Linked DNA regions of Homo sapiens: region 2 is linked to region 1. A link is an interaction called in ENCODE POLR2A ChIA-PET data of the cell type or tissue named here. Cell type or tissue: PC-9. All regions are shown on one strand. Each heading gives the region's core, and the rest is flanking DNA. Links, peaks and the distances in the headings are about the cores only.

Region 1 (3,779 bases), core at 1,195-3,694:
AGATTATACCAAATGGTAAGGGGGTGGCTGGACCAGAGGACCTCTGAAGTTCATTGTTTGTAATACATTTAGAATGACCCTAGGATCTGCCTCCATTGAAAGAGAGTGAGGGTGAGCTCAGACTTCTAGGTGAAAATAGCCCTCTTAGTTCTATTAATGGGGGAGGTGAGGGAAAGGGATTGGTACCCACTGATGAGTTTTATCATGTTGAATCACTAGGCCACTGAGAATGCAAAGGAGGAAGTGAGGCGAATTCTGGGGCTGCTGGATGCTTACTTGAAGACGAGGACTTTTCTGGTGGGCGAACGAGTGACATTGGCTGACATCACAGTTGTCTGCACCCTGTTGTGGCTCTATAAGCAGGTGAAGTTTATGGAAAATCCATTTGGCAGTGGGTAGATGGGGATTAGAAACAAAGTGACGAGGTATCTAGGTTACCCTGTATTCTGCTGAGGACTTGGAAAACAGCTAGAGGTGGGTGCAGTGGCTCATGCCTGTAATCCGAGCACACTGGGGGGCCGAGGTAGGCAGATCACCTGAGGTCAGGAGTTTGAGACCAGCCTGGCCAACATGGTAAAACCCTGTCTCTACTAAAAATACAAAAAATTAGCCAGGTGTGGTGGCGCACACCTATAGCCCCAGCTACTTGGGAGGCTGAGGCACAAGAATCACTTGAATCTGGGAGGTGGAGGTTGCAGTGAGCAGCGATCGCCCCACTGCACTCCAGCCTGGGTGAGAGTGAGACTTCGTGTCAAAACAAACAAAAAACAGCCAGGAATCCCAGGACTGAGTACCATCACTTGCTTTCCATTCTCTTAAGAAGCTGGGTAATGTCTTGCCTTTAGTTTCTGTTTGGCAGCTAAGATGTTTAGTTTGTTGCCATATTTCCTGGGAAGATTGGTTATTCTTAGTTGTGAAGACAGAGGTGATGATGGTAGCTTCAGCATTAAGATCTTTTTGGAGGCAGGCCAGGCACTGTGTCTAACACCTATAATCCCAGCACTTTGGGAGGCCTAGGCGGGTGGATCACTTGAGGTCAGGAGTTCGAGACCATCCTGGCCAGCATGGCGAAACCCTGTCTCTATTAAAAATACGAAAATTAGCCGGGCGTGGTGGTAGGAGCCTGTAATCCCAGCTACTTGGGAGGCTGAGGCAGGAGAATGGCTTGAACCCAGGAGGTGGAGGTAGCAGTGAGCCAAGATCCAGCTACTGTGCTCCAGCCTGGGGGACAAGAGCGAGACTCCATCTCAAAAAAAAAAAAAAAGCTCTTTAAGCTCTTTTGGAGACAGATACAGGTTCAAGCCTTGGCTTCATTGTTTACCAATGTAGGTAAGGGGTTATATGCGGGTGAATTCCTTTAGTCCTGTTTTTTACTCTTTGCAATCTATAAAATCAGGGTAGTAATAATCACTGTCAAGGTTATTGGGTCAAAAAAGAATGACAAGTCACTGGTTTCCAAATAAAAGCTCTTGGACTGATGCTGGTCCAGAATAGTAATGTGATCATAGCAAAAGAAAAAACACTTACTGCATGCCAGACCCTGTGCCAGGGGCCTCATGGGGATCATCTTAGTGAGTGAATCTACTAAGTGGTAGAGTAGAATTTGAACCCAAGTACTGTGGAACCAGCACTCTGACTGCTGTGTTCTGTTTCCATGACAAGATTTTTTTTCCTCTTCTGGTCTTTGCAAACTAAAAAATGACAACAGTTCTACCTGAAGCTTTGCAAACTGAAAACTGACAACAGTTCTACCTGAAGCTGTTTATTCTTATTTTTCTTTGACCATGCTTAATACACCAGACACTAAGTTTAATTTGAAGGACTGTCCATTATTTATTTATTTATGTATTTATTTTGACAGAGTCTTGCTCTGTCACCCAGGCTGGAGTGCAGTGGCACGATCTTGGCTCATTGCAACCTCCACCTCCCAGGTTCAAGCGATTCTCCTGCCTCAGCCTCCCAAGTAGCTGGGATTACAGGCATGCGCCACCAAACCCGTCTAATTTTGTATTTTTAGCAGAGATGGGGTTTTGCCATGTTGGTCAGACTGGTCTTGATCTCCTGAGGACCTCAGGTGATCCACCCGCCTCGGCCTCCCAAGTGCTGGGATTGCGGGGGTGAGCCACCACACCCAGCCAGGACTGTCCATTATTCTAAATGCGTTTGAATATTTTCTTTGAATGTTCTTTACTTTCTGAAGTTTGATGGATGGGTGGGTGTGGGGGGTGTGTGTGTGTGTGTGCGTGTGTGTATAGTATGGCCAATATAGATAGTAAATACCTATAGTGTTTAGATTTTATTTGGCAAAAAAGTCCTCGATAGCCCTCTGTGGGTCTCAATCTTTTTTTTTTTTTGAGACGAAGTCTCGCTCTTGTCCCCCAGGCTGGAGTGCGATGGCGCGATCTCGGCTCACTGCAACTTCTGCCTCCCGGGTTCAAGTGATTCTCTTGCCTCAGCCTCCTGAGTAGCTGGGATTACGGGCATGTGCAACCATGCCTGGCTGATTTTTGTATTTTTAGGAGAGGCGGGGTTTCACCATGTTTGCCAGGCTGGTCTCGAACTCCTGACCTCAGGTTATCTGCCCGCCTCGGCCTCCCAAAGTGCTGGGATTATAGGCGTGAGCCACCGCTCCTGGCCGACGTTTGAAATTTAAAAGATTGGAAACAGTAGATCTGAAATAGTTTTGTAAAGGAGCAAGACAATTATTACTCCTACTCCTAAATGGAGGATGGACCCAAGCATCCATCCATTAAACTGGACTACACTGAAAAAAAAGATTAGAAAAAGAAATGGAGGCCAGGTGTGGTGGCTCACGGGTAATCCCAGCACTTTAGGAGGCCAGGGCAGGAGGATTGCTTGAGCATGCGAGTTCAAGATAAGCCTGGGCAACATAGTGAGACCCCATCTCTATTAAAATTTTTTTTTTTTTTTTTTTTTTTTGAGACAGAGTCTCACTCTGTCACCCAAGCTGGAGTGCAGTGGCGTGATCTCGGTTCACTGCAACCTCCACCTCCTGGGTTTAAGTGAGTCTCCTGCCTCAGCCTCTGGAGTAGCTGGGACTACAGGCACGTGCCACCACGCCCAGCTAATTTTTTTTTTTTTGAGACAGAGTCACTCTGTCACCCAGGCTGGAATGCAGTGCCGCGATCTCCGCTCACTGCAAGCTCCGCCTCCCGGGTTCACGCCATTCTCCTGCCTTAGCGTCCCGAGTAGCTGGGACTACAGCTGCCCGCCATCACGCCCAGCTAATTTTTTTATTTTTAGGAGAGATGGGGGTTCACCGTGTTAGCCAGGATGGTCTCGATCTCCTGACCTCGTGATCCGCCCGCCTCGGAGATCCCAGCAGTTTGGGAGGCCGAGGTGGGCGGATCACTTGAGGTCAGAGTTCGAGAACAGCCTGGCCAACAGGGCGAAACCCCATCTCTACTAAAAGTACAAAAATTAGCTGGGTGTGGTGGCAGGCACCTGTAGTCCCAGCTACTCAGAAGGCTAAGGCATGGGAGGCTGAGGCACGAGAATCACTTGAACCCAGGAGATGGAGGCTGCAGTGAGCTGAGATCACGCCATTGCACCCCAGCCTGAGCGATAGAGTGAGACTCTGTCTCAAAAAAAAAAAAAATTGAAAAAAATGAAGAAATGGGAAGTAATCCAGGGAAGGATGATGTTGTATGAAGCTATTGTCTATAGGGTTTGAAAAGAAGGTGAGCACTGGGACTTAGGTAGAGCAAGGACTCTTGCTGTGAACAGAACTCTTCAGGGCCTTTCCACTGACTTTGTTT
Region 2 (15,937 bases), core at 7,475-9,974, 94 kb after region 1:
CGCGAGCCACCGCGCCCGGCCCGCCCTTTCTTGATCTATGTAGAGAGTGTTGTGTAGATCATTTTGGCACAGGACAGAATTTCAGAACTGGATGATTTGTTAGTGATCCTCTGTTTCCACCAGTTCTCTTCAAATTAAAGCTGAAGGAATGGAGGCCAGAAAAGGCTGAGTGGCCCCCGACTCCCGTATCATCCTGAGCTCTGAACTGATTGATTCATGAGCCTGCAGCATTCTTCTGGTAAAGCAGAAGGCCTGCAGCCCACCCTACCCCGATGCTGTTGCCACGTAGCGTCCCTTGGGCCCTGGGCCTTCGGGGTCTTCTGTCACTCGGCTGCTGTTCACTTTCAGGAGGAACAGATGCTGGTGGAGTTTCCCACCTCTGACCAGGTCACTCTCCAGGCAGTGCTTCTTGGTGTGAAACCATGTCGTTCAAATGATTGTCCTTTTGGTGTTCAAATGACCATCCTGTGGACGTTTTTGTGTGTCTTTGTGTTCCTGATAGTTTGCCCTGTCTTTTTCCTCCTAGGCCTCTTAAGGGTTAAATTATACCAGGAGGAAGCAGGGCCAGTTCTCCTGCTTATTCTGCACATTACGAATGAGGAATATTTTACATTCATGAATAAGCTATTGCTTATCGATGCTACGATTACAGATAAAATGTTCCTGTTCCTCTTTGCTACACATGAAATTGCAGTGAGCAGTACAAGATGAATTTGACAGGTGTGGTCTCTACCATGCTAGATGGAGACATTCTGGGGAAAAGAGTATGAGGGAGGGATGGCATGCTCAGGTAACAGTAAGCACTCACCCTCTGAGGTGCTTTCTATGTGTCGGGCATGGCGTAAATGCTTTATGTGATGTCATTTATTTCATCCTCACGGTAGCTCTCGTGAGTAGGTGCAATTATATCCCGATTTGGCAGTGGAGGAATCTGAGGCACAGAAGGATTAGGTAATTTGCCCAAAGTCATTGAGAGAACGGAAGGGCAAAGCCAGTATTTGAACCCAGGGGGGCTCCAGAGTCCTTTCTGTTAAATACTACATTTTTTTTTTTGAGACAGTCTCGCTCTGTCACTTAGGCTGGAGTGCAGTGGCGCGATCTCAGCTCACTGCAACCTTTGCCTCCTGGGCTCAAATGATTCTCCTGCCTCAGCTTCCTGAGTAGCTGGAACTACAGGCACGCACCACCACGCCCGGATAAATTTTGTATTTTTAGTAGAGATGGGGTTTCCCCATGTTGGCCAGGATGGTCTCGAACTCCGGGCCTCAAGTGAGCAGTCCGCCTTGGGCTCCCAAAGTGCTGGGATTACAGATGTGAGCCACTGCACCCGGCCTAAATACATCTTGATGAAGGTTTCATGGAGGAAGAGAGATATGAGCTGGGCCTTGAAGGAGAGCTCCACATGTAGACAACATGAGTGACGGGCCAGGGATGGAGTGAGCATGGCTGACCCAGCAGGGAAGAGAGACTGACCTCACCCGACACAGGGCATGCATTGGGGAATGGTGGGGGAGATGGGGCAAGAGGGCGGAGATGGATCGTAAAAGGTCTTAACATCAAGGCAGAGGGTTGAAGAACTCAGACTTTAAAGAGTATTGAAGGGCCAGGCGCGGTGGTTCACGCCTGTAATCCCAGCACTTTGGGAGGCCGAGGTGGGTCGATCACGAGGTCAGGAGATCGAGACCACGGTGAAACCCCGTCTCTACTAAAAATACAAAAAATTAGCCAGGCATGGTGGTGGGCACTTGTAGTCCCAGCTACTCAAGAGGCTGAGGCAGGAGAATGGCATAAACCCGGGAGGCGGAGCTTGCAGTGAGCCAAGATCGTGTCACTGCACTCCAGCCTAGGAGAAAGAGCGAGACTCAGTCTCTAAATAAATAAATAAATAAATAAATAAAAAATAAAGAGTATTGAAGGGTGACTTGCTAGAAGCTGAGGTCTAGGGAGGTTTTTGGGTAGCAATGGTAGGTTTGAGGGTGGGAGGTGTGGAGGCAGGGACGAGACCCTGAGGGTCCAGACAAAGATGGTGCAAGGGAAATGGAAGAAAGGGGAAGCCCAAGGCCAGGTACAGTGGCTCACTCCTGTAGTCCCAGCACTCTGGGAGGCCGAGGTGGGTGGATTACCTGAGATCAGGAGTTCAGGACCAGCCTGGCCAAAATGGTGAAACTCTGTCTCTACTAAAAAATACAAAAATTAGCTGGGTGCAGTGGTGGGCACCTGTAATCCCAGCTACTCGGGAGGTTGAGACAGGAGAACTGCTTGAACTCGGGAGGCAGAGGTTGCAGTGAGCCGTGACTGCGCCACTGCACTCCAGTCTGGGCAACAAGTGCGAAACTCTGTCTCAAAAAAACAAAAAAAAAACCAAAAAAAAAAAAACCAAAAAAAGAAAAGAGAAGCCCATAGCACCTTCCTTCTCATCCAAGTCATCTCCTGGAGAGGGATCAGCCCAGGAGCTACAGGAGCGCCTCGGGTTTCATCGGTTACTCACAGGAGGCAGCCTCTGGGCTTTTGGGGGAAGGTCGAGGACATTATTTACTGAGGTCTGTTTTCCTGTGGATGGCTGTTCCTGCCTAGGCAACGAGCATTTCTTCACGCTGCGCATTCCAACTTGGTCAGACCAGAAGGCAGCAAATCCAGGTTTTTTTTTTTTTTTTTTTTTTTTAACTGCACGCAGAATTCCTTGCATAGCAGAGAGCTCAGGAAGGAAGGCCCTGTTTGGGGACAGAGGTCAGGGTTTCAGAGTCCAGGACCACTGAGAAAGAGTCAGGCCTTTCTTTTTTTTCTTTTCTTTTCTTTTCTTTTTTTGAGATAGAGTCTTGCTCTGTCACCCAGGCTGGAGTGCAATGGCGCAATCTCGGCTCACTGCAACCTCCACCTCCCGGGTTCAAGCGATTCTCCTGCTTCAACCTCCCACGTAGCTGGGATTACAGGCACCCGCCACCGTGCCCGGCTAATTTTTGTATTTTTTAGTAGAGACGGGGTTTCACCATCTTGGCCAGGCGGATCTTGAACTCCCGACCTTGTGATCCACCCACCTCGGCCTCCCAAAGTGCTGGGATTACAGGCGTGAGTCACTGTGCCTGGCAAAGTCAGGCCTTTCTCTGTTAATCTCAGGTTTGCCTGATTAGCCTCTGAATGGATGTACCTGGAGTGAACTCTGTCACAAGCAGAAATTTAATTTAACCCTTGAGATTTATTTCCTCCCACCCCTAAAGTATCAACTGCTAAAGGGATTTAGAAAGGATCCGAGGCAAGATTGGCAGGGCTGAGGGTTCTGTGGCTGTCACTGTCCAGGACAGCTGGCCACTGGGTCCAGCCTGCTCCCAGCAGTGGGCACAGGCAGGGGAGCAGGGCCCTGACCTTCCTGGCAGGTGGCAGGGTCCGGGTGAGGCTTCCCAAGCTCTGCCTGCTACCCTCCTGCTTGAAATCAGGGGTGAGGGGTGTGAGGCCCTCCTATAAATCCGGCAGAACCCAGCCAGAAGGAGCACTGGGACCTCATCTCCCTCCCCTCTGGATTCCAGCTCCCCGGAATGGGCCAAGTTTGCCTTAACTTTTTATTGAAGTGAAAAACAGTCAAGATATGAATATTCCCTAAAGCCACTTTGGAATACTTTCAAGAATAGTTTCACAGTTAAACAGGCAAAAGGACAAGATTGCATGCAGGAATGGATCACCCACTTGGAGAGCCGGTTCTGGAAAGAGAGCTTTGATTTCATGCCTTATCTGTTTCGTGCGTCGTGGAAGAAGGGAATGGAAGGCATTTGGTTGGGGAGATGGAGACCTGCTGCTTGTATGGGGTATTCCCCTCTGCATGGTGACAGGTTCTTAGGGAAACATCTTAATAGAAGGCTTATGAGCAGTCTGGCAAACTTCCCACCCTCCTTGTACCCAAGACAAAAATGTTGGCCTGACAAAAATATTCAGGTAATTTTCTAGTATTTTTAGCACTTCGCAGACCCCAAACTACCCAAGTAATGGCTCTCTTAAAAAAAAAAAAGGGGCTGGGCAGGGTAGCTCACGCCCGTAATCCCAGTACTTTGGGAGGCTGAGGTAGACGGATCACCTGAGGTCAGGAGTTCGAGATCAGCCTGACCAACGTGGAGAAACCCTGTCTCCATTAAAAATACAAAATTAGCCAGACGTGGTGGTGCATGCCTGTAATCCCAGCTACTCGGGAGGCCGAGGCAGGAAAATCACTTGAACCTGGGAGGCAGAGGTTGCAGTGAGCCGAGATCGTGCCATTGTACCCCAACCTGGGTAACAAGAGGGAAACTCCGTATCAAAAAAAAAAAAAAAAAGAAAAAAGAAAAAAAAAGAAAAGAAAGCAAAGCTCTTAGAAAAGTTGTCCTACTATCTTATTACAATAAGTGCTGAAGTAGACAGACTCTGTCATCTTAACTGTGTCAACATTAATGAAAAGAAATTAGCCGAGCGCAGTGGCATGTGTCTGTAGTTCCAGCTACTCAGGAGGCTGAGGCAGGAGAATCACTTGAATCCAGGAGGCGGAGGTTGTAGTGAGCTGAGATTGCGCCACTGTACTCCAGCCTGGGAGACAGAGCAAGACTCTGTTTTAGAAACAAACAAACAAACAAAAAAAATTAGTGAAACAGTGTCATCAAAGGCCTAGGAGGGATTTTTTTAATGGTGTATTAATGGTGTACATTTTCCTCTTTTGCTCTTTTCTTTTCTCTCTCTTTTTTTTTTTTTTTTTTTTTGAGGCAGGGTCTCATTCTGTCACCCAGGCTGGAGTGCAGTGGTATGATCACGGCTCACTGCAGGAGGATCGATCTCCTGGGTTCAAGCGATCCTCGCACCTCAGTCTCCTGAGTAGCTAGGACCACAGGCGTGTGCCACCATGCCCAGCTAATTTTTGTCGTTGTTGTTGTAGAGATGAGGTCTTGCCGTGTTGCCTAGGTTGGTCAGGAACTCCTGGGCTCAAGCAATCTCCATCTCCAAGCCCCAACCTTGGCCTCCCAAACTGCTGGGATTGCAGGAGTGAGCCACCGGCACCCGGCACCCTGTCCTGTTTTCTAGGCATTGCTAGGGGCAATAATTTGGGAGAAGTAAAGGACAAGAACAAAATCAAAGAAGAGGCATTCTTGTATCATTGCTCTCCTGAATTTGTTGGGGAGCCCTGGGGTGAGCCCTGTCAGGGGCTGGAGGGTCCAGTCTTAGTGTGAAAAGACCTCAGGGGCTCAGCCCCAGCTCCTGCTTAGCCCCTGGGCCCTAGCTGAGAAGAAGAGCGAATGTGTGTGCTGACCAGACCTGACCAGATCTGCTGGGTGAGGCTGCGGGTGGTGGTGAGAGGCCATTCTAAGAAACCACCTGGAATAGTGGGGGAGGAGATGGGAGGCCAGGGGCTCTGCTCTTAAGATAGCACTGAGTCCTGCGGAGAGGAATTCCTGGGAGGATTTTGAGTCCACCTGACTTCCCTTTGCTCTTGGTGTACAGGTCCCGGGCTTCACCACCCTGGCCTTCTTTCGCTTCCTCAAATGTTCCAGAGGCCTCTGTACCTATACACATGTTACTCCTTGGCCAGGAAGGCCCCCCATCCCCTAAGCCAATTATCTTCCAGGTTTCTGCACAACCATCACCACCTCTGGAAAGCCTTGGCCCAGGGCTTGACTGGGATCCCCCTGCTTTTTATAACTTTTTTTTTTTTTTGAGATGGAGTTTCACTCTTTTGCCTAGGCTGGAGTGCAGTGGCGCGGTCTCAGCTCACTGCAACCTCCGCCTCCCGGGTTCAAGTGATTCTCCTGCCTCAGCCTCCCTAGTAGCTGGGACTACAGGCGCCGGCCACCATGCCTGGCTAATTTTTGTTATTTTTAGTACAGAGGGGTTTCACCATGTTGGCCAGGCTGGTCTCGAACTCCTGACCTGTGATCTGCCCGCCTTGGCCTCCCAAAGTGCTGGGATTACAGGCGTGAGCCACGGCACTTGCCCTATAACTTTTATTTTAGGTTCGGGGGTGCATGTGAATGTTTGCTACATAGGTACACTCATGACACGGGGCTTGTTGTACAGGTTATTTCATCACCCAGGAATTAAGTTCAGTACCCAATAGTTATCTTTTCTGCTTCTCTCTCTCCTCCTCCCACCCTCCACCCTCAAGTATTGGTGCAAAAATAATTGCGGCTTCAGACCATGTATTTGAAATCATTATAACTAGGCTCAAACACATCTTTATTAACCAAAATAGGAAGCGTTACAATCAACACATTTTTGCTAATGAGAAATAAGTTTTTTCATTCCTGTAGCATATAAATCCATGCTTCGGGATTCGACGAACTCTTAGAAAGCATTTTCTGCATCCTGCTGGTTGTGGAAGCGTTTTCCCTGCAAAAAGTTGTCGAGATGCCTGAAGAAGTGGTAGTCAGTTGGCGAGAGGTCAAGTGAATATGGCAGAGGAGGCAAAACTTCGTAGTACAATTCGTTCAACTTTTGAAGTGTTGTGTGACATGCGGTCGGGCATTGTCATGGAGAAGAATTGGGTGATTTCTGCAACCAATGCCGGCTGCAGGCATTGCAGTTTTTGGTGCATCTCATCAATTTGCTGAGCATATATCTTAAATGTAATGGTTTTGCCAGGATTCAGAAAGCTGTAGTGGATCAGACTGGCAGCAGACCACCAGTGACCATGACCTTCTTTTGGTACAAGCTTGGCTTTGGGAAGTGCTTTGGAGCTTCTTTCTCTTGGTCCAACCACCGGTCATCGACAGTTGTCGTTTAAAATCCACTTTTTGTCTCACGTCACAATCTGATCGAGAAATGGTTCATTGTTGTTGCGTAGAATAAGAGAAGACATTTCAAAATGATGTTTTTTTTTGTTTGTTTTGTTTTAATTTTTGCTCAGCTCATGAGGCACCCACTTATAAAGCTTTTTCACCTTTCCAATTTGCTTCAAATGCTGAACGACCGTCCAATGTCCATGTTGAGTTCTTCGGGAACTTCTCGTGTAGGTTTAAGAGGGTCTTTGATTATTTCTCTCAATTGGTCATTGTCAACTTCTAATGGCTGGCGCCACGACGCTCCTCATCTTCAAGGCTCTTGTCTCCTTTGCAAAACTTTTTTTTGAGACGGAGTCTTGCTCTGTCGCCCAGGCAGGGTGGAGAGCAGTGGTGCAATCTCGGCTCATTACAACCTCTGCCTGCCAGGTTCAAGTGATTCTCCTGCCTCAGCCTAGCAAGTAGCTGGAATTATAGCCATGCGCCACCATGCCCAGCTAATTTTTGTATTTTTAGTAGAGATGGGAGTTTCGCCATGTTGGCCAGGCTGATCTCGAACTCCTGACCTCAGGTGATCCGGCTGCCTCAGCCGTCCGGCCAGAACTTGTACCACCACTGCACTGTATGCTCATTAGCGGTTCCTGGGCCGAATGCATTGATGTTGCCAGTTGTCTCTGCTGCTTTACAACCCATTTTGAACTTGAATAAGAAAATAGCTTGAATTTGCTTTGGTCTAACATAATTTCCATAGTCTAAAATAAACATAAAATAAACAGCAAGTAATAAGTCATTAGCAAAAAAACTTAAGGCGAGAAATGCGCCTTCAAGTGATATATAGCCGGGGGCGGTGGCTCACACCTGTAATCCCAGCACTTTGGGAGACTGAGGCGGGCGGATCACCTGAGGTCAGGAGCTCGAGACGAGCCTGGCCAACATGGTGAAACCTCGTCTCTACTAAAAATACAAAAATTAGCTGGGTGTGATGGCGGGCGCCTGTAATCCCAGCTACTTGGGAGGCTGGGGCAGGAGAATCACCTGAGACCAGAAGGCAGAGGTTTCGGTGAGCTGAGATCGCGCCACTGCACTCTGGCCTGGGTGACAGAGTGAGACTCTGTCTAAAAAAAAAAAAAAAAAAAAAGTATAACATAACCACATTTATTTAAGAATATATTCCAATATCAAACGCAAATTTCAACAATGCAAAAGTGCAGTTACTTTTGCACCAACCCAATAGACCTCAGTGTCAGTTGCTCCCTTCTTTGTGTTTATGAGTGCTCATCATTTAGCTCCCACTTATAAGTGAGAACATGCCATATTTGGTTTTCTGTTCCTGTGTTAGTTTGCTGAGGATAATGGCCTCCACCTCCATCCACGTTCCCACAAAAGACAGGATCTTGTTCATTTTGATGGCTGCAGGGGTCCCCCCACCTTTTTTTTGAGACAAAGTCTCGCTCTATTGCCCCAGGTTGGAGTGCAATGGTGCGATCTCGGCTCACTGCAACCTCTGCCTCTTGGGTTTGAGCAATTCTCCTGTTTCAGCCTCCTGAGTAGCTGGGACTACAGGCACCTGCCACTATGCCTGGCTAATTTTTGTATTTTTAGTAGAGACAGGGTTTCACCTTGTTGGTCAGGTTGGTCTCGAACTCCTGACCTCAGGTGATCCGCCCACCTCTGCCTCCCAAAGTGTTGGGATTACGGGCGTGAGCCACCGTGCCCGGCCCAGGGTCCCCTTTTAAGTGCCCTGATGACCCTCTGCACCTCGCCTCTGTCACTGTCCCTGCCAGTGCAGCGGCTTCTCCTGGGTCCCTCTTCCTCACCAGCCTCTGAGGTCAGGATCCTCCCTACCTGTTGCCAGATGTTCCTTTCCAGCAGGTAGCTTTTCAGAGGCCTGAAGGTGGGAGAAGGAAGACACCCCACTGTCTTCAAGCACCAGGATGTTGGGACATTGTTTGCTCACTCTCCTATTTCCAGGACCCAGCACGGGGTGCTCAGTGTATGTCCGCAAACTGACTAAATGTCCAGCTCACTTTTGTCAACCAGCTGTCAGTCCCTGGCTCTTTATATTCCTTATCTCATGTGACTCTCACAAGATCCTTGTGAGGAAGGCCTCGTGTCCATTCGCAGGTGGGGAAATTGAGGCTGCAGAGTTTTGGCAACTTGGCCGAGCTTACGCAGCTAAGAAGCGGCAGCAATTCTCAGTTCTTCCACTTAAGGTGCATAAGAATCACTGGGGAGCTGGTTAAAGATGTAGGTTTCTGAGGGCCGGGTGTGGTGGCTGATGCCTGTAATCCCAGCACTTTGGGAGGCTGAGGGCAGATCACGAGGTCAGCAGTTCGAGGACCAGCCTGACTAACGTGGTGAAACCCCGTCTCTACTAAATATATAAAAATTAGCTGGGCGTGGTGGCATGCACCTGTAATCCCAGCTACTCAGGAGGCTGAGGCAGGAGAATCACTTGAACCTGGGAGGTGGAGGTTGCAGTGAGCCAAGATCGTGCCACTGCACTCCAGCCTGGGCAACAGAGCGAGACTCTGTTTCAAAAAAAAAAAAAAAGATGTAGGTTTCTGGGCCCCCTCCCAAGATTTCTGATTTGTCATTGCATTTCTAATTTTTAAATTATTTTATTTATAAATTATTACTATTATTTTTGATTGACATATTTGATATATGTATACAATGTACAGTGATTAAATCAAGCTCATTAACATGTCTGTCACCTCACTTACCTATTTTTTTTTTTTGAGACAGGGTATCACTCTGTCATCCAGGCTGGAGTGTAGTGGTTTGATCATGGCTCACTGCAGCCTCAACCTCCAAGCCTCCAGTGATCCTCCTACCTTAGCCTCCCGAGTAGCTGAGACTACAGGCACACATCACCATGTCCAGCTAATTTTGTTTATTTTTTTTGTAGAGGTGGGGGTCTCACCATGTTGTCCAGGCTGGTCTGGAACTCCTGGGCTCAAGCAATCCTCCAGCCTCAGCCTCCTAAAGTGCTGGGATTATAGCGTGACCTGAGCCTGGTTCCTATCATTGTTTTATACAGCTTTTTTTTTTTTGAGACGGAGTCTTGCTCTGTCGCCCAGGCTGGAGTGCAGTGACACAAACTTGGCTCACTGCAAGCTCTGCCTCCCAGGTTCACGCCAGTCTCCTGTCTCAGCCTCCTGAGTAACTGGGACTACAGGCGCCTGCCACCACGCCCGACTAATTGTTTTTGTATTTTTAGGAGAGACGGGGTTTCACCTTGGTCTCGATCTCCTGACCTTGTGGTCCACCCGCCTTGGCCTCCCAAAGTGCTGGGATTACAGGCGTGAGCCACCGCACCCAGCCTTTTTTTTTTTTTTTTTTTTTTTTTAGATGGAGTCTCGACCTTTTGCCCAAGCTGGAGTGCAATGGCATGATCTCGGCTCACTGCAACCTCTGAGTTCAAGCGATTCTCCTGCCTCAGCCCCTCAAGTAGCTGGGATTACAGGTGCCCGCCACCATGCCCGGCTAATTTTTTTGTGTCTTTAGTAGAGACAGGGTTTCACCATGTTGACCAGGCTGGTCTCGAACTCCTGACCTTGTGATCCACCCGCTTTGGCTTCCCAAACTGTTGGGATTACAGACATGAGCCACCGCACCTGGCCTTTTTTTTTTTTTTTTTTTTTTTTTTTTTTGAGATGGAGTCTTGCTCTGTTGCCCAGGGTGGAGTATAGTGGTGTGAACTTGGCTCACTGCAACCTCTGCCTCCTGGGTTCAAGTGATTCTTGTGCCTCAGCCTCCCGAGTAGCTGGGTTACAGGCATGCACCACTGTTTCGGCTAATTTTTGTATTTTTAGTAGAGACAAGTTTTCACTATGTTGGCCAGGCTGGTCTTGACCTCCTGACCTCAAGCGATCCACCCGCCTTGGCCTCTCAAATTGCTGGGATTACAGGCATGAGTCACTGCACCTAGCCCTACTTTGTTTCGTGAATTTTACTACTGCAGGTACCTCAGATAAGTGGAGTTATACAGCATTTGTCTTTTTGTGTCTGGCTTATTTCACTGTCACAGTATTTTAAGCAAAGGGCCCTGGTAGTTCTCATGTAGGAGTCTGGACCATTCTTTGAGAATTTATAGGAGAGGATGGTGGCAGGGGGTGGGGGCTGTGCTGTCCTGGCACAGGGTTTGAGGGTTGACTTCATAGGGATGGTGAGGGCTGGATGATGACTCATCAGTGAGTGTGGGCTGAGAGGCGGGAAGGAGGAGATTTGGGTAAGGGTGACAGTGGGGCCTTGGGATTGGGGTGGTTTCTGGCAGGCATTGCTGAGGGCTGGGGTGTTGACAAAAGCCTAAGAACTCAGAGTGGAAGGACAGTAGAAGAACAGTTGTGAGGACTGGCCCATGCAGGGAGGGTCAGTGAGCCATGGGTCAGAGGGGAAGGCAAGGAGCTGATAAAGGAAGGCCAGCAGTGGGGAGGGTCTGGGTCAGGTGGGTGTCTGGCTGTGCGGTCTACAGAGGGTGAGAGGAGTCGGGTGAGAGCCACAGAGGTCAATCCAAGTGGAGGCCGGGGCTGGGCCCACTCTAGGTCTAGAGGCAGGTGGTGTGACGGCATGGGAAGTCAGTGAAGGCAAGGAGGCCAGAGATGTGGGAAAGGGGGCCTGTGGGCACAGGGAAGGACTGATACGGAGCCAGCCCTCTGCCTCAACAAGGGGGCTGTGCGTGCTTCCTCCTGAGGAGGACCCGGGTCATGGGCAGCCTCCTGGCTCCAAGGGGAGATGACCCAGACCCTGGGGCGAGTGGTCGTAGCAGCCCTTAAGTCACCCAGGGATTGGGCAGATGGGCCTTCCTCTATCTCTCCACCCCTCTCCCTGTCCATCTCACCTCTCCCTTTCTTCATTTGTGCTCTTCTTGCTTTTCTCAGATCCCTTTCTCTCTGCCATTCTCTTTCTCCTAACTGCCAGTGTGCGGGGCTGAGGGGTGCCTGTGGGTACCCGCATCCCGGCCAGTCTCCCACACCCAGGCCTCAGGGCATGTCCGGCTTCACCTGCCATGGGCTGCCTGGCCCCCAAGCAGGCCTTTACTGGGCTCTGAACCTCACCTTCCCCATTTGCAACATGTACAGTGATAGTGCAGGTTGAGCATCCCTAATCCAAAAATCCGAAATCCAAAATGTCCCAAAACCCAAACTTTTTTGAGTGCTGACATGATGCCACAAATGGAAAATTCCACACCTGACCTCATGTGACAGGTCACAGTCAAAATTCTGTTTAATGCACAAAATTATTTAAAACATTGTATAAAATTGGTCAGGCATGGTGGCTTATGCCTGTAATCCCAGCACTTTGGGAGGCTGAGGTGGGCGGATCACCTGAGGTCAGGAGTTCAAGACCAGCCTGGCCAACATGGCGAAACTCCGTCTCTACTAAAAATACAAAAATTAGCCTGGCGTGCCTTCTGCCCACTGGATGCCAGTGGAAGCCCCCCCTAGTTGCGACAACCAAAGCCCCCCTAGTAGCCTCAACATCCTGCAACATACAGGACGGCCTCCCACAGCAAAGAATCCTTTGGCCCAAAATGTCAAAGGCGTCACTATTAAGAAACTCTGCTCCAGGGTAGCTTGGACTGTGTTTGCAGTCAGAAAAAGACTCCTCTGAGGTGTGCCACCTCCCCATGGGCCATCATCCCTGCAGCTGGATGCAGGAGGCTGAAGCTCTTGCCTGACAAAAGTTTCTCCCCAAAGCCTTCTTTCGTATTGGTATAAATAAAATCTGACGTTCTTTCAGCTTGCAGGGGTTGACCCCAGGTGGATGAGGCATCTGAGTTGTCCAGCAGGGACGGTCAGGTCTCGGGGGACTGGAACAGGCCCAGCATCTTGTATTATTTAGTTCTTCTATTGAAGTTCAGCAGCTGGGTAAGCACTGGATTATTGTGAACAATGTGGCTGTTTAGAAGTTTTGGTTTTTTTTTTTCCCTGAAAGAAAAAAGAGGTGACAGATGGAGGTTGGTGGGAGATGATGATCTGGTGGAAGTCATCATTGAAATTGATGTTGCCCACCTGGGATGATCACTGTCGGACTCTTTAATCAGCACCCAAGCCCCACTCTGTGGCTGCATTAATGAGCATCTGGATGATGGGTTTTAAACTCAGCTTTTTGTTTTTTGTTTTTTGTTTTTTGAGACAGTCTCTCACTGTCGCCCAGGCTGGAGTGCAGTGGCGCGATCTCGGCTCACTGCAATCTCCGCCTCCCGGGTTCAAGCGATTCTCCTGTCTCAGCCTCCCGAGTAGCTAGGACTATAGGCGTGTGTCACCACGCCCAGCTAATTTTTTTTTTTTTGAGACAGAGTCTTGCTGTCACCCAGGCTGGAGTGCAGTGGTACAATCTTAGCTCACTGCAACCTCCACCTCCCGGGTTCAAGCGATTCTCTTGCCTCAACCTCCTGAGTAGCTGGGATTACAGGCGCATGCCACCATGCCTGGCTAATTTTTGTATTTTTAGTAGAGACAGAGTTTCACCATGTTGGTCAGGCTGGTCTCAAACTCCTGACCTTGTGATCTGCCCACCTCAGCTTCCCAAAGTGCTGGGATTACAGGCGTGAGCCACTGCACCTGGCCACACACGGCTAATTTTTGTATTTTTAGTAGAGATGGGGTTTCACTATGTTGGCCAGGATGGTCTCGATCTCTTGACTTTGTGATCCGCCCACCTTGGCCTCCCAAAGTGCTGGGATTACGGGCGTGAGCACTGCACGTGGCCAACTTTTGTGGTTTTGATAGCTAGGGGCCAGAGCTCTAGTTATGAGAGTTATTCTCTAAACCCTATGAGGTTTTTCATGTGATTTTTGGTTTATGATTGAGTACACACATTGATGAACTGTGCTTTTTGTTTTTCCTATCTTGTCCACTTTGTGAACTCAATCAGTTTCACAGGTTACTTTCTCTGTTTCTGACACCTCTCCCCCTGGTGGAATTACCTATTGCTATATCTGGTCAAAAGACAAAAATTACACGTAGGCCCCACGTAGTGGCTCACACCTATAATCCCAGCACTTTGGGAGGTTGAGGTGGGCAGATCACGTGAGGCCAGGAGTTCAAGACCAGCCTGGCCAACACAGTGAAACCCCATCTCTACTAAAAATACAAAAAAATTTATCTGGGTGTAGTGGCAAATACCTGTAATTCCAGCTACTAGGGAGGCTGAGGCACGACAATTGCTTGAACCTGGGAGGCGGAGGTTACAGTGAGCTGACATTGCATAACTGCACTCCAGCCTGGGTGATGGAGTGAGACTCTGTCTCGAACAAACAAACAAACAAACAAAAATTACAACATGTTTAGTTAGTTAAAGATCCTAATTGGGGCTGGACGCAGTAGTTCACGCCTGTAATCCCAGCACTTTGGGAGGCTGAGGCAGGTGGATCACTTGAGGACAGGAATTCAAGACCAGCCTGGCCAACATGGTGAAACATCCTCTTTACTAAAAATATAAAAATTAGATGGGTGTGGTGGCATGCACCTGTAGTCCTAGGTACTCTGGAGGCTGAGGCAGTAGGATCTCTTGAATCCAGGAGGCAGAGTTTGCAGTAAGCCAAGACCACACCACTGCACTCCAGCCTGGGCAACAGAACAAGACTCCGACTCAAAAAAAGAAAAAGGAAATCAGGAGATCCCAATTGGGCCGGGCTAAGTGGCTCACACCAAGCTAGGAGGCAGAGGTGGGAGGATCGCTTGAGACCTGCCTGGGCAAAATAGTGAGACCTCGTTCTCCATATACACAAAAAAGAACAAACCAATTGGCTGTTATTTGCAGTTCTAGAATCATGCAGTGTCTTATTCTACAAAATGAAATGAATGTTCCAAGAAGCTGAGCAGAGGAGGTTAACTTTAAAGACAGAAAAGAGCTGAGGAAAGCAGAAACAGAGAACAAAAAGCAGATGGGTCGTCTCAGAGTTACTGTCCTTATAAAGGGTTTAATTTTTTTGTTTGTTTTAAGCTAGAGATGGGGTCTCACTATGTTGCCCAGGCTGGTGTGCAGTGACTCTTCACAGGCACAGTCCCACTACTGATCAGCATGGGAAGTTTGACCTCCTTGTAAAGGCTAAAGCAGAGGACACTTCCTTATCATGCTGGCTGAAACTGGCCTTTTTGAGGATTCGGCTGTTATCCCTCTTTCTCCTGATTTCTCAGAAGGTCAGATGAACAGTTTTGGCTTGGTGGTGTGGAACTTGAGCATGAATAATTCCATTTTGGTTTGATCTGTTGGGCCTAGGGCAGGAGCTCAGTCCAAACCAATGGCCTCCTATAATTTTATTTAGCAACCTGTACACACATGCCCATACATTATGCACCCCAACCCTAGCTCTTACTGTAGTCTGTCTCTGTGAATAAAATCCCCATATATATATATATTTTTTTTTTTTTTCTTTTTTTTGGGAGACAGAGTCTCGCTTTGTCACCCAGGCTGGAGTGCAATGGGGCCATCTCAGCTCACTGCAACCTCCACCTCCCAGGTTCAAGCGATTCTCCTGCCTCAACCTCCCAAGTAGCTAGGACTACAGGCGCGTGCCATCACACCTGGCTAAGTTTTTGTATTTTAGTAGAGACGGAGTCTTGCCATGTTGCCTAGGCAGTCTCAAACTCCTGACCTCAAGTGATAACGCCCATTTCGGCCTCCCAAAGTGCTAGGATTACAGGCATGAGCCACTGTGCCCAGCCAAATCACCATGTAATTAATATAACTAATATCATCATCCCTCAATGGAAGAAGATTCTAGAGGACAGGGACCTTGTGTTGTTTACTCATCTTTGAGCCCTTGACCCCGGCACTGTGTCTGACCTGAGATAAGGCTTCAGGAAGTACTTTGTGAGCTGAACTGAACTTCAAAGAAGTGAATGATATGCAGCCATTTGTCTGAGAAAATGACATTTTGGGCCACTGAATATATACTGAAGAGATGTGTTGCTGAAAGTTTTAGTAGGGTGTTGGGAGTTGCCTGAGAGTGTCCCTCTCTTTTTTCCAAACCAATCACAGCTAAGATGATTTCCTTGGTGTCAAAAGGCTTGACTGTTTCAAGAGGCATTTTGTTGTTGTTGTTTGAGACGGAGTCTCACTCTGTTGCCCAGGCTGGAGGGCAGTGGTGTGATCTTGGCTCACTGCAACCTCCGCCTCCCGGGTTCAAGCAATTCTCCTGCCTCAGTCTCCCGAGTAGCGGGAATTACAGGCGCGCGCTACCATGCCCGGCTAATGTTTGT

What was found. Peaks named below come from ENCODE experiments on the same cell type or tissue, not always from the same donor. Only the 100,000 strongest peaks of a DNase experiment are listed, where the experiment ranks them.
Region 2: POLR2A ChIA-PET joins it to region 1 with 12 read pairs; 15 of 35 experiments call an interaction of 5 or more read pairs at or near these places.

The regions. Positions count from the first base shown.
Region 1 is chr11:62,567,549-62,571,327 of GRCh38, reverse strand. EEF1G (eukaryotic translation elongation factor 1 gamma) reads left to right here. Exons shown (of 10, transcript NM_001404.5): 5 at 220-363. Among named protein-coding and RNA genes, the nearest start is that of MIR6747, 2.4 kb to the right of the region's middle. In PC-9, for the core only: no CTCF peak of the experiment used is centred there; no DNase peak of the experiment used is centred there; H3K27ac peaks cover 312 bases.
Region 2 is chr11:62,467,529-62,483,465 of GRCh38, reverse strand. It overlaps a transcript of AHNAK not described here. Among named protein-coding and RNA genes, the nearest start is that of SCGB1A1, 56 kb to the right of the region's middle. In PC-9, for the core only: no CTCF peak of the experiment used is centred there; no DNase peak of the experiment used is centred there; H3K27ac peaks cover 1,275 bases.